Regions from separate parts of the Mus musculus genome. Here region 1 is linked to region 2. The links are chromatin loops, found by intact Hi-C in ENCODE. Cell type or tissue: left cerebral cortex. All regions are shown on one strand. Each heading gives the region's core, and the rest is flanking DNA. Links, peaks and the distances in the headings are about the cores only. Region 1 holds the start of Htr3a (5-hydroxytryptamine (serotonin) receptor 3A). Region 2 holds the start of Htr3b (5-hydroxytryptamine (serotonin) receptor 3B).

Region 1 (5,362 bases), core at 363-5,362, 54 kb after region 2:
CATACTCCTTCTGGGACAGCGAGCCTACAGAGGCTGGTCATTATTCTTTATCATTTTCTAATACGAATACTACATGTACTTATTATATCTAACAAAATGTATAAAAATAAATACACATGACCTGCAAAATATCTTTTTAACAAGGTTGGAGAAGTAGCTCAGAGGTTAAAAGCCTATATTGCTCTTGCAGAGGACCCATGTTCAGTTCCTAGCATCCATGACAGGCAGCCTACAACTGCCTGTAGATCTCTACCTCTAGGGGATTCAACCTCCTTTTGTAGACTTCAAGGGCACCAACACACACACATGTGCATACCCACTCATCTCTCCATGCGTGCGTGTGTTTAATCTCTTTTTACAGTCCAGTTATTATCCCCCTCCAGGTCCCCACTCTGACAGTTCCTCATTCCATTCCCCCCCCCCACCCCACACTCCTGTTTCCAAGAGGCTGTCCCTCTCTTCCTCCCACCACTACCACACCAGGTCGGCCAATTCCTTGGGGCCTCAAGTCTCTTGAGGTGCATCTTCCCTCAATGAGGCCAGACCAGGTAGTCCTCTGCTGTATATGTTGGGGGGGGGCTCAGATCAGCTGGTTGATGTCTCAGTGTCTGAGAGATCTCAGGAGTCCAGGTTAGTTGAGACTGCTGGTCTTCCTATGAGGTTGCCCCACTCCTCAACTTCTTCTTCCAGCCTTTCCCTAATTCAATCATAGGGGTCCCTGGCTTCTGTTCACTGGTTGGATGCTTGGATCTGTCTCTGACTCTTTTAGCTGCTTGTTGGGGCTCTCTGAGGGCAGTCATACTAAGCTCCTGTCTGTTGCCCTGTGTGCAGCAAAACTCCTGGGAGGCCTTCAGATTGTTGGGTCTTCCATATATTAATATTTTTAACTCCATGTGTGTGAGGAAGGAGGGAGGGAGGGATAGAGGGTGGGAGAGGGAGAGGGAGAGGGAGAGGGAGAGGGAGAGGGAGAGATGTGCAGCCTGGGCTGGTCTATCTCCTCTCTCTCTCACCTTAACCTTCCAGTTGCCAAGATTACAGATGCCAATCACATTGCCTGGTCCTTTTGCTTACTGAACTTTTAATTATTTTTGTGTTTGTTTGTTTGTTTGTTTGTTTCCTGAGGCAGAGTTCTCCTATAGCCCATAGTGCTCTGGAACCAGATGTATAGCTCAGAGTGGCCTGGGACTTCTGATCCTCCTGTCTCTTCCTCCTTAGAATTACAGGTGAACGTCACCATACCTGGTCTAAAGCACTTTTTCCCCCTGTATTGCTAGAGGTTGAACTCAGGGCTTGGTGCAAGCTAGGCAAGCACTGTACCACTCAACCATGTTCCCAGACTTACAATAAGAATGTGATCACAAAAGACCACACATTTAATGATATTTGCTAAAGCTCGGAAAATCAAGTAAAGATATGTAAAATGTATTTATTTTATTTTATTTTATTATTTTCTGCATATGACTGTTCCACCTGCACGTATGTCTGCGTACTACATGCATGCCTGGTGCCTGGGGAGGTGGGGAGCCTCCATGTGGGTGCTAGGAATTGAACCCCGGTCCTTTGCAAGAACAATACATGCTTCTAGCCACTGGGCCAACTCTCCAGCCCCTTTAACATGTATTTTGTTTTCCCAGATTCTTGGTGGCACCTGCCTTAAGTAATTCAAGTACTTGAGAGGTGAAGTCAGGAGGAGCAGAAGTTCAAAACTATTCTCTGTTTCTTAGTGGGTTCAAGGACAGCCCGGGCTGCATGAGACTGGCTTAAAAAAGAAAGCAAAACAAAGCAAAACAAAAAAGAAACTTAAATTGAATGAGGATGAAGAAGCAGACCTTTAGTGTGACCCCTGTTAACTTCTCTGTCTGCAGAACACATCCAGTCACCTGCTTCACTAGGGACATCACATTACCTTGGGAAGCCAAAGTATACTTCTTGTTGCCCCTGTTTAAGCCAACCCCAGCCCATACTATACTTGTGGAGGGACAGTGCTGACACTGACAGCCCAGTGTACAGCCCACAGCTGTCAGGCTGCATCTTTGCTTCACAGATCCTGTAGGCCCTTCCCTTCCCCAAAACATTTTTTTTTTGGGGCAAGATGTGACCAAGCCACCTATTTGGATGGGTGGGCTGGCCTCCCTCTCCTGACATCTGCCAGTAGACTCCCCTCCCCTTCCTCCCGCCCTGAAACCTGATCCAGCTGAAAAGCTGCTTGCTAGAAAACTTGGCGGCTCCCCAACTCTGGTGGCCGGGAAGTGCCAGGCTGCAGCCTCACAAGGTGCAGGCGTGCAGTTGGAAAAGCAGTCTGCCTGGGACATGAGGTTGGCAGCGGGTGGCGTGCAGGCTGGCAGTCTGGGGGACTCATCCTGAGTGGCTGCTCTGAGGCCCTCCCACATCTGGGAAGCTTGCCATGCGGCTCTGCATCCCGCAGGTGCTGTTGGCCTTGTTCCTTTCCATGCTGACAGCCCCGGGAGAAGGTAAGGAGTTTGGTGGGGAGGGGAATAGCAAGCTGGAATGGGGAAAGGCCTTAAGTCTCAAAGGGCTGAGGGCTGGAGAGGCCGGAGCCGCAGGAGGGCTATAGGAAGGTCAGTTAACTCACTGCTGATGAGTCAGAAAGGATTCTGAGGTGTGGGGTCAAATCAGGTGTTTTGAGAAGTTGAGCCTAAAGGTGAGCCTGCTGCTGGGAAGGGAGTAGAGTCTCTGAGGAAATACATAGCTAGGTGCTGGAAGACGGCTTCCTTTCTCTTCACCTTGCCTTTTAGTTTATCAAGTGAGAGCAGCTACGGGACCTGTGAGCTCGTTCAGTCCACTTTTTCTTCTTACAACCACAGTCCAGAGAGGGAGAGTAATTCACTCAGGGTCGCACAGCTTGTCAGCAGCAGAGTGGGGGGGGGGACGGACCAGGATCACTTTAGTAACTTTTTCTTGCTTTTGATGGTTTTGTTACCTGGATCCTATGGGCTCTCTCTCTTCCCAGGCTCCTCTAAGGCTCACCTCTGGTGATGTTAAACTTCCCTGTCCTTTCTACTCAATCTTCTCATGGCCTCAGAAACAGGGTGTTCGGCCACACAGGATCTGGTTCGTTCTATTGCAGACTACGTTCAGCCTCACAGGAAGGGTCCTTCTACACAACTGGATTGCAGCATCTTGGGGGACAATGAGAGGGGTGCCACCAAGGGGAGGGACTGATGGGAAGGCTAGGAATAGGATGCTCTTTTCTGGAAGCTGTCGTTGGGAGAAGCAGGATAGGTGGATGAGAGGCAAGTTGCATGTGGTAAGCGCTTGGGGTTTTCTTGCCTGGCTTGCTCTGTCCTCCTAGCCATGACCTCCCCTATTTTGAGGTTTGGCTGCATAAGTCAGGCACTTCCCAAACCTCCAAGAGTCCCCCAAAGACCATCGAACTCCCCTACAAGCCCCTTAGTTAAGTAGTGAGGAATCTGGTTTGAGTCTCAGGTTCTTGGCTAGCAAGCAGTGTATGCTATTTATCCTCCTGGGCCTTGGGGATTCTTGTCTGTCCAATGGTCCTGTCATGCTAGCTACTCTGGCAGAGATTCAAGCGGAAGACTTGTGCAGCTATTATTCCATTATTCCAAAGAAGACTCTCAAAAAAAGTCTCTCAAGGATTGGGATATAGCTCTGTCGGTTGAAGCCTGCCTAGCACGCATGCACAAAAGCCCTGGCCGCAATCCCCAGTACTGCATAAACCAAGAGTGGAGGTATAATGTAAGCCTGTAATCCCAGCATTTGGAAGGTGGAGGCAGGGGGATCAGAAGTTCAAGGTCTTCCTTGGTCACCTAGCAAGTTCTAGGCTGTGTAAAGAGCAAAACAAAAGAAAACAAACTTAAAAATAGTCTCTTGCTCACCTCTGTCCTTCCAGGCAGAAGGGAAGCTTATGGGGCAGGTAGATGACACACCAGAGAAAAGCCTGCAGTAATGCCTTGGCATCTGGTGACATACATGAGGGCCAGGTAGGAGGACACAGTATTGTTTAATAGTCACCAGCTTTGTTGGCTCCCGGTTTGCAAGGGACCAGTCTATCCTGCAGTCTCACTTTCTTGCCACGTGGGCTCTGGCCCTCTGGGCTGTGCCCTCCCCATCCACTGTGCGATGGCTTTTGTTTTGTTTGCTTCCTGAGTTTGCATCTCATCCTTGTGCAGGGGCCTCCCTAACATCTATGTCATCTCAGTGTTAGTGCATGTGGTGCCCACGTGAGTGGGGCTGTCCCATGTCACTCCTGCTTTCTGAGTTAGCGCCACTGTTTCCCAGGGGAAAACCAAGAAATACTCAAAATCCCACAATAGCACCAGGGCCTGGAGCTGGGGGGTTTCTTTTTCTTTTTAAAATTATATTTTATTTTGTATTATTGTTGTTGTGTGTCTGAGGTCAAACATGTGCCTTGGCTTGTATGTGGAGGTCAGTGGACATATTGCAGAAGTCTTCTTCTTCCACCATGTAGATCCCAGAGATTGAACTTGGGCCATGAGGCTTGGTGGCAGTGGCCTTTGCTCCCTGAGCCATTTCTCCTGCCCAGAGGGTGAAAGTCTTAAACAGATTCTAAACTGGAGCAAGAGAAGCTGGGCTCTGGCCTCTGTGTTAAACCACTCTCCTTCCCAGGCAGCCGGAGGAGGGCCACCCAGGCCCGAGATACCACCCAGCCTGCTCTACTAAGGCTGTCAGACCACCTCCTGGCTAACTACAAGAAGGGGGTGCGGCCTGTGCGGGACTGGAGGAAGCCTACTACTGTCTCCATTGATGTCATCATGTATGCCATCCTCAACGTGGTGAGCTGCCCTCCGTCTCTGTGGGGGAATCAGAGAAGCCATGTAAAGCCAAATCACCTACTGGGCAGTACAATGGGCACCAAGAACTCTAGTCCCTGTGGTCTGGCACCATGGCTGGGGACAAACTAAAGTTGTATCTGCACAACTGCCCAAACCACAATCCTAGGCCACCCATGTGCACTTCCTTCTAGATGTGGTCACCTCCTGCATGTGGCTGTCCATGGAGCACATGATGGGAATTGTCTCCCTCATATCATCTCTAGACCCTTAGTGCCTCACACAGGTCCCTGAGTGGCAGGTGTCACTAAATGGCAGCAGTAGATAAAATGCCAACTAATAGATCAATTAATTAATCAATAACTAGAGTAGGGTGGGGTGCACTGCTCAGCAGATGATGTAAAGCACCGCATGGGGATGGACAAAAGGCAACGGCAGAGCTGTCGGCTCTCTGCCTTGCGATGGGGAAGCGGGACCTGACTGTACAGGCTGCTAGGGCATATCCCCCCCCCACACACACACATGGGAGGGAATCATGGTGCGTAGAACATCTCTGCAGAGAATAGCTAAGGGCTGGTGGCTGTGCTGCT
Region 2 (5,319 bases), core at 320-5,319:
ACACACACACACTCTCTCTCTCTCTCTCTCTCTCTCTCGTACACACACACCCACCATGAATGTTTAGCCCCTCTTGACTCCAGCTTTGCGTCTTAAATATACTGATTTGGGAAGCACAGAGAGTTGGCTCAGTGGTCAAGAGCACTTGTTGCTCTTGCTGAGGAACCAGGTTCAGTTCCCAGTTCCCACAAGGTGGTTTATCACCATTCAGTTCCAAGGAACACAGCACCCTTCTGGCCTCAGTGGGCACTAGGCAGGCCTGTAGTGCACATACATACATACATACATACATACATACATACATACATACAGGCAAAACACTCATACAGAGAAAATAAAATAATTGAAAATATTTAAATATACAGGTCTGCTTGAGAGGCTCCAATACAATTCAAGCCCATACTTACATTTCTATGACACGTTCTAAGATGTCCCATGGAAGCTCTTGGTAGTAAAAAGCTATCTGGCTGGGAAGGGATGGGTTTAAGGAGAGTGAGAGGAGACAATCTGCGTTTTAAAAAAATTTAAAGATTGAGCTGGGTGTAGTTGTGCACACCTTTTATCTCAGCACGCAGAAGGCAGAGGCAGAGGCAAACAGATCTCTGTAAGCTGGAGGCCAGCTTGGTCTACATAGTGAGTTCCAAGCCAGCCAGAACTATGTAGTAAGAACTGGTTTGGGGGTGGGAGTTAGGGGGAGTGAAAGGTTGAGATGAGAATCTAAAACCATTGGGTAAATATGAGAGAGTTACACCAAGAAGAGAGCTGAGTCGGTATATGACTGAAAACTCTCCCGAAGACACCATATTCATGCAAACTCATGGCAGCATGCAGCAGCCAAGAGCTGTAGCAGGTAGCAGCACCAGACTGCTGTTAAATCAGCCAATGAAGGTCATAATGGATTGGCACCACACATCATTAGCAATAGCCTTGCAGTTACAGACGGGCACACGAGAAAGTGCAAAGGAAAAGGAGGGAGGGGATGTCCCAGAAGGGTCTGCCTTAGAGTCATGGTGCCCTAGAATGAGTGGCAAGATACCACGTGGATCACCAACTCAATTCAAACTTCTGCAAGAACGGAGGCTTCTGAATCCCTCCCCTACCAACCCAGCTGTGCTACCTCTTGTTCAGATTCTTCCACGAGCCAAAACAGACGCTTAGAACTGTCAGGAGCAGACAGCAAGGGGCCAGATTAATTCTCAGTGAGCAAGGCTCTCGAAGCCCAGGGTACCACTGTCTATGGGCGTTCCTCAAAATCAAAACCAACAGAAACACTCCCCATAGATTTGACCTCCAGCAGATTAAATTGTAACTTCGTTTTCTTCTGAAATGTTTTCTGCACAATCCAACAAAGTCAGAAGGCTAGCTCTCCTCTCCTACCTCTACCCACACAACTCTTTCACAGACAATTAGCTTGACTAGCTAGTGTGGAGTTACTACATCGAAGACTATTGTCTGTTTGTTAATGGGGTAGGGGTGTTAGTTTGCTTTATTTCATTTCTTCTTTGTTGAGTGAGACATGATCTCCTGTAGTTCAGTCTGGCCAGGAACTTGGTAGATAACCAAGGCTGGACTTGAACGCCTGGTCCCGTCTCCTCCTTCCAAGTGCTGGGGTTATAATTGTGAGCAGTTATGCTGGGCCTGAGAAGGACATTAATTAATTAATTAATTAATTAATTAATTTATTTGAGCATGTTGAAGTGGTGTCTGCACAGGTACACAGACAGCAGAGGGACTCCTGCTGTACAGCCAGAGAGGAGGAGGTGACGTAACAAAAAGTGAACATTATTCAATTCATCAAACAGCAACGAATCCTTTGTCAGGGAGCCAACAAGATGGCTCACTGGGAAGGGGTGCTTCAACCAAGCCTGACAATCCAAGTTTGATTTGGTTCCCACAAATTGGGACACCATTTGAATCCCCAGGACCCACATGGTAGAAGGAGAGAACCAGTTCCCAAAAGTTGTCCTCTGAGCTCTCCATGTACCCCACAGCATTTGTCTACCCCCACATACAAAGTCAAGACATAAAAATATCTTTAAGGGGACATTTAAAAAAAATCTTTCATCGAATGATGTTAAACATTAATAGTTCTTGTCTTCAAGAAGCCTAAAAGCATCTTGTCTGGGCTACTTTGTGTACTGTGCTCAGTGAAAATTTAAAAAGCATTCCTATTTATCAAAAATCAATGTTTCTCTTCATTAAAGGGGCCTAGCAGAAACAAAAGCACTCTTTCTGCTGTATTGTTTGTAGTTGATGTTCATTAGACAATACCAGGCTCCCATTAACTCAAGAGCCCAGTGACTGTTCCCAGAGACTGAAGATGTTCCTCCCTACATCTGATTTAAGGCAGCTATCTGGATCTCAATTATTAATGAAATTAGGGTCCTGAATGCCAGCAAGAACATTGCCTTAGGTAAAGGCTGTAAAGGAAATCATATTAGCTTGGAATTTCCTCTCCTCGGGGGCCCCCTCTTAAATTGCATTATTCACTTAGCTGGCTCCTGTAAGGGAGATGGAGTCTTGGCCATCATCCTAGGGCAGATCCAAGTGGAGAAGCTTGTGGGGTTCATGAAGGCATTAATTTCCAAACCTGTATGTGGTGTTCATGTGTCTTGTCCAGTCGGATGTTTACAAAATAGCAGCACCAAGGTTACCACACATGAGCAAACAGGAGAAGAGGGTGGAGGGGTGCTGAGAGGTGCAAGGTCAAGCAGTGTCCCCCGGCTCGCCAGCCTGCCTGCCCACCAGCCTGCCTGCCCACCAGCCGGCAGCCATCGCTCTTCTCTGGTACCTGCCCCAGAATAGGCAAGTGCGATGATTCTTCTGTGGTCCTGCCTCCTGGTGGCTGTAGTAGGTAAGTCCTGTGACTGATTCTGTCTTGACTCTCAGAGTGTGGTGTCCACACTGTGCTGGGAACACCTCAGATCTCTTCCTTTGGGTTCATGATCTGTTAAATGCTAGTCCTATGGAGCTTTGCAGAGACCAGCGATGTGTCTCTGACACTCCCATTGCCACCTCCGTTTACACAGATGAAAAGTCACTCCAAAACTTACCTTTGACGGGAAATTTTTCTCTTCTGAAGAAATCCAGCTCACTCCAGTGATTTACATTAAACTCGGGGCAATCTCTTTCAGATATGTATAGATAATGTGTTCTTAGGATCCCAGATAGCTTTGGCTTCTTTATAAAACTTTAGCAGAGCAGAGAAAGAGTCCCATGGATTTGTCTCAGCTGGGTATCATTTTGATATCACAGTGTTTGACTCCAGCTTTGCAGAAACTGCAGAAGTGGCCAGTATATTGCTAAAGCTTGTAAGTTTTAAGTACGTGATTTCTATTAAAATACTTTAGATATTATGTGTGTTTTAATGTATGGAACGATACATCCATGGTGGTATTAACTCTACTGACTTGGACTGTTTTAGTTAGGATGCAGTTGATTTTTTTTTTAAATGTGGATAAATCAAGGATCTATGGGTTGTCCATACCCACACCTGGGTATGTGTCACTCTTTGTCTTAAAACCCATTCTCTAATCTGGTAATGTATCCTTTCATTCATCCCAACTGTACTTAAAGAGACAGAGAAAACGGTTTCTGTTGGTGGTTCCTAGCACGCTAGTTTTGTGTATCTTACCCTTATACCCTACCTCTTTGAGGGCTCTCCTAGAGCTTGGGTCTGAATTCTCAAAGTTTAAAATGAACCCAAAAGTAAGATGAATCAGTTAAAAAGACAAAGGAATTTGTTAGCTAGAAAGCTGGACATTTACAAACAAAGAAAGAAAACACTGGAGATGATCCCTCCCCCCACCCCCATTTGGTAGAGAAGAAAAATAGCCACAAAATTCCTGGACATTTAACTTCAAGGATAAAAGCTTGTCTTAATTATAAGAGTAAAAGAGAGGAAGTTTCATTAATGCCAAATGGATTCCTTTGCAGAAAATAACCATCAACATGAAGCTAAGATAAAATAGAAAAATGAAGTCAAGAAGACCGGGGAAATTCTTCTTACCAGCTTTTCCCTCTGATGTTTTGTACTCTGGTTGGATTTTGGTTCTCACTGGGGCAAGAACAATGTTTTAACGGGGTCTAATGGCAGGGGCCTCCTCAGGAATGACACGGAGGACATTTGTGACCAAGAATCTGGCACTTTACTGAGCACTGTAGAGTTGACCTGTAACTGTGAGAACAAAGTGTTCCTCTGTGCTGAGAGTACGCTAGGGATGAGGCTAGTCCACCTCCAGCTGCACTGCTCACTAGCCACAAGACCCACACAAGTCAATTCATTCTTTAGGCAGGTTTTCAGGGCCTTATGTAGTCCAGGCTAGCCTCAAACTTACTGGGTAGCTGAATGTTGAAATCCGATCTTCCTGCTTTCACCTCTCAGATTCTAGATTATAGGTATATACCACCTCGCCCTGTTTGTGTGGTTCTAAAGGTGGAACTCAGGCCTTCAGGCATGTTAGGCACTTACTCCACCCCACGATCCTCATCCCCAGATCTTTGACTCCATTCAGAGTATTCACGAAGATCAGATAATAGAAGTGTAACATGCAACACAAATGTAAGGCATTATCAACCAGAAGCACAGACTCCAAAAAGACCACTCTTTGTTTCTGCTCAGTAACAGGCTGTGCACAGCGTATAGGTTTTCTTTCCAATGGCTGACTCAGTGCTGGTCCTAATATTTGTAGACAGCCAGGTCACCATAGTGTCATGCCTAGGAGGATGTTCTCTGAATGCAGACCAGCTGTGCTTTGGCCCCAGCCTCTTCATTTGTAAGCTACGGCCGGCCCTGGGCAGCTGTACTGTCACTGAATCTGTAGTAATTATGCCATCTTTTCTCTCTCTCTCTCTCTCTCTCTCTCTCTCTCTCTCTCTCTCTCTCTCTCTCTCTCTCACACACACACACACACACACACACACACAAACCAATACAAACAAATAAAAAAAACTAGTGAAAAAGTAAGAATTTTGTTGTTGTTAATAGGGACTCAGTGTTTAGTCTGGGCTGGCCCATAACTAAGTATGTAGCCCAGGCTAGCCTTGGATGTGTGATTCCTTGCCTCAATCTCTGGAGGGCTGAGATTTCAGGCATGTGCCACCATGCCTGCCTTTGTATTCTATTGTCCTTTCAAATCTCTTCCTCTCCAAATACTTTGTCACTTAGTCCCTAACACATTCTACTCTACAGAAACAATCCACGTGACTAATGGGAGCCGCTTATCACATCTGAGGAGGCAGGGTTGACTGGGAGTCTCTCCCGAGCCCGACAATAGCTTCCATCAGTGTCTGTGGAAACGGCCCTGAACTTTGAGTCAT

Evidence for each region. Hi-C counts contacts between places; a loop is a spot of excess contacts. Peaks named below come from ENCODE experiments on the same cell type or tissue, not always from the same donor. Only the 100,000 strongest peaks of a DNase experiment are listed, where the experiment ranks them.
Region 1: a loop joins it to region 2, with 2.1 times the contacts of the local background. A loop is called at or near these places in 4 of 42 quality-filtered maps.

Annotation. Positions count from the first base shown.
Region 1 is chr9:48,908,008-48,913,369 of GRCm38, reverse strand. It overlaps Htr3a (5-hydroxytryptamine (serotonin) receptor 3A), which reads left to right and starts at 2,271. Exons shown (of 9, transcript NM_001099644.1): 1 at 2,271-2,471; 2 at 4,609-4,775. The coding sequence starts at 2,405. In left cerebral cortex, for the core only: no CTCF peak of the experiment used is centred there; a DNase peak (open chromatin) is centred at 2,321.
Region 2 is chr9:48,962,281-48,967,599 of GRCm38, reverse strand. Htr3b (5-hydroxytryptamine (serotonin) receptor 3B) reads left to right here and starts at 2,610. Exons shown (of 9, transcript NM_020274.4): 1 at 2,610-2,854. The coding sequence starts at 2,815. In left cerebral cortex, for the core only: a CTCF peak has its summit at 2,839 (motif pointing left); no DNase peak of the experiment used is centred there.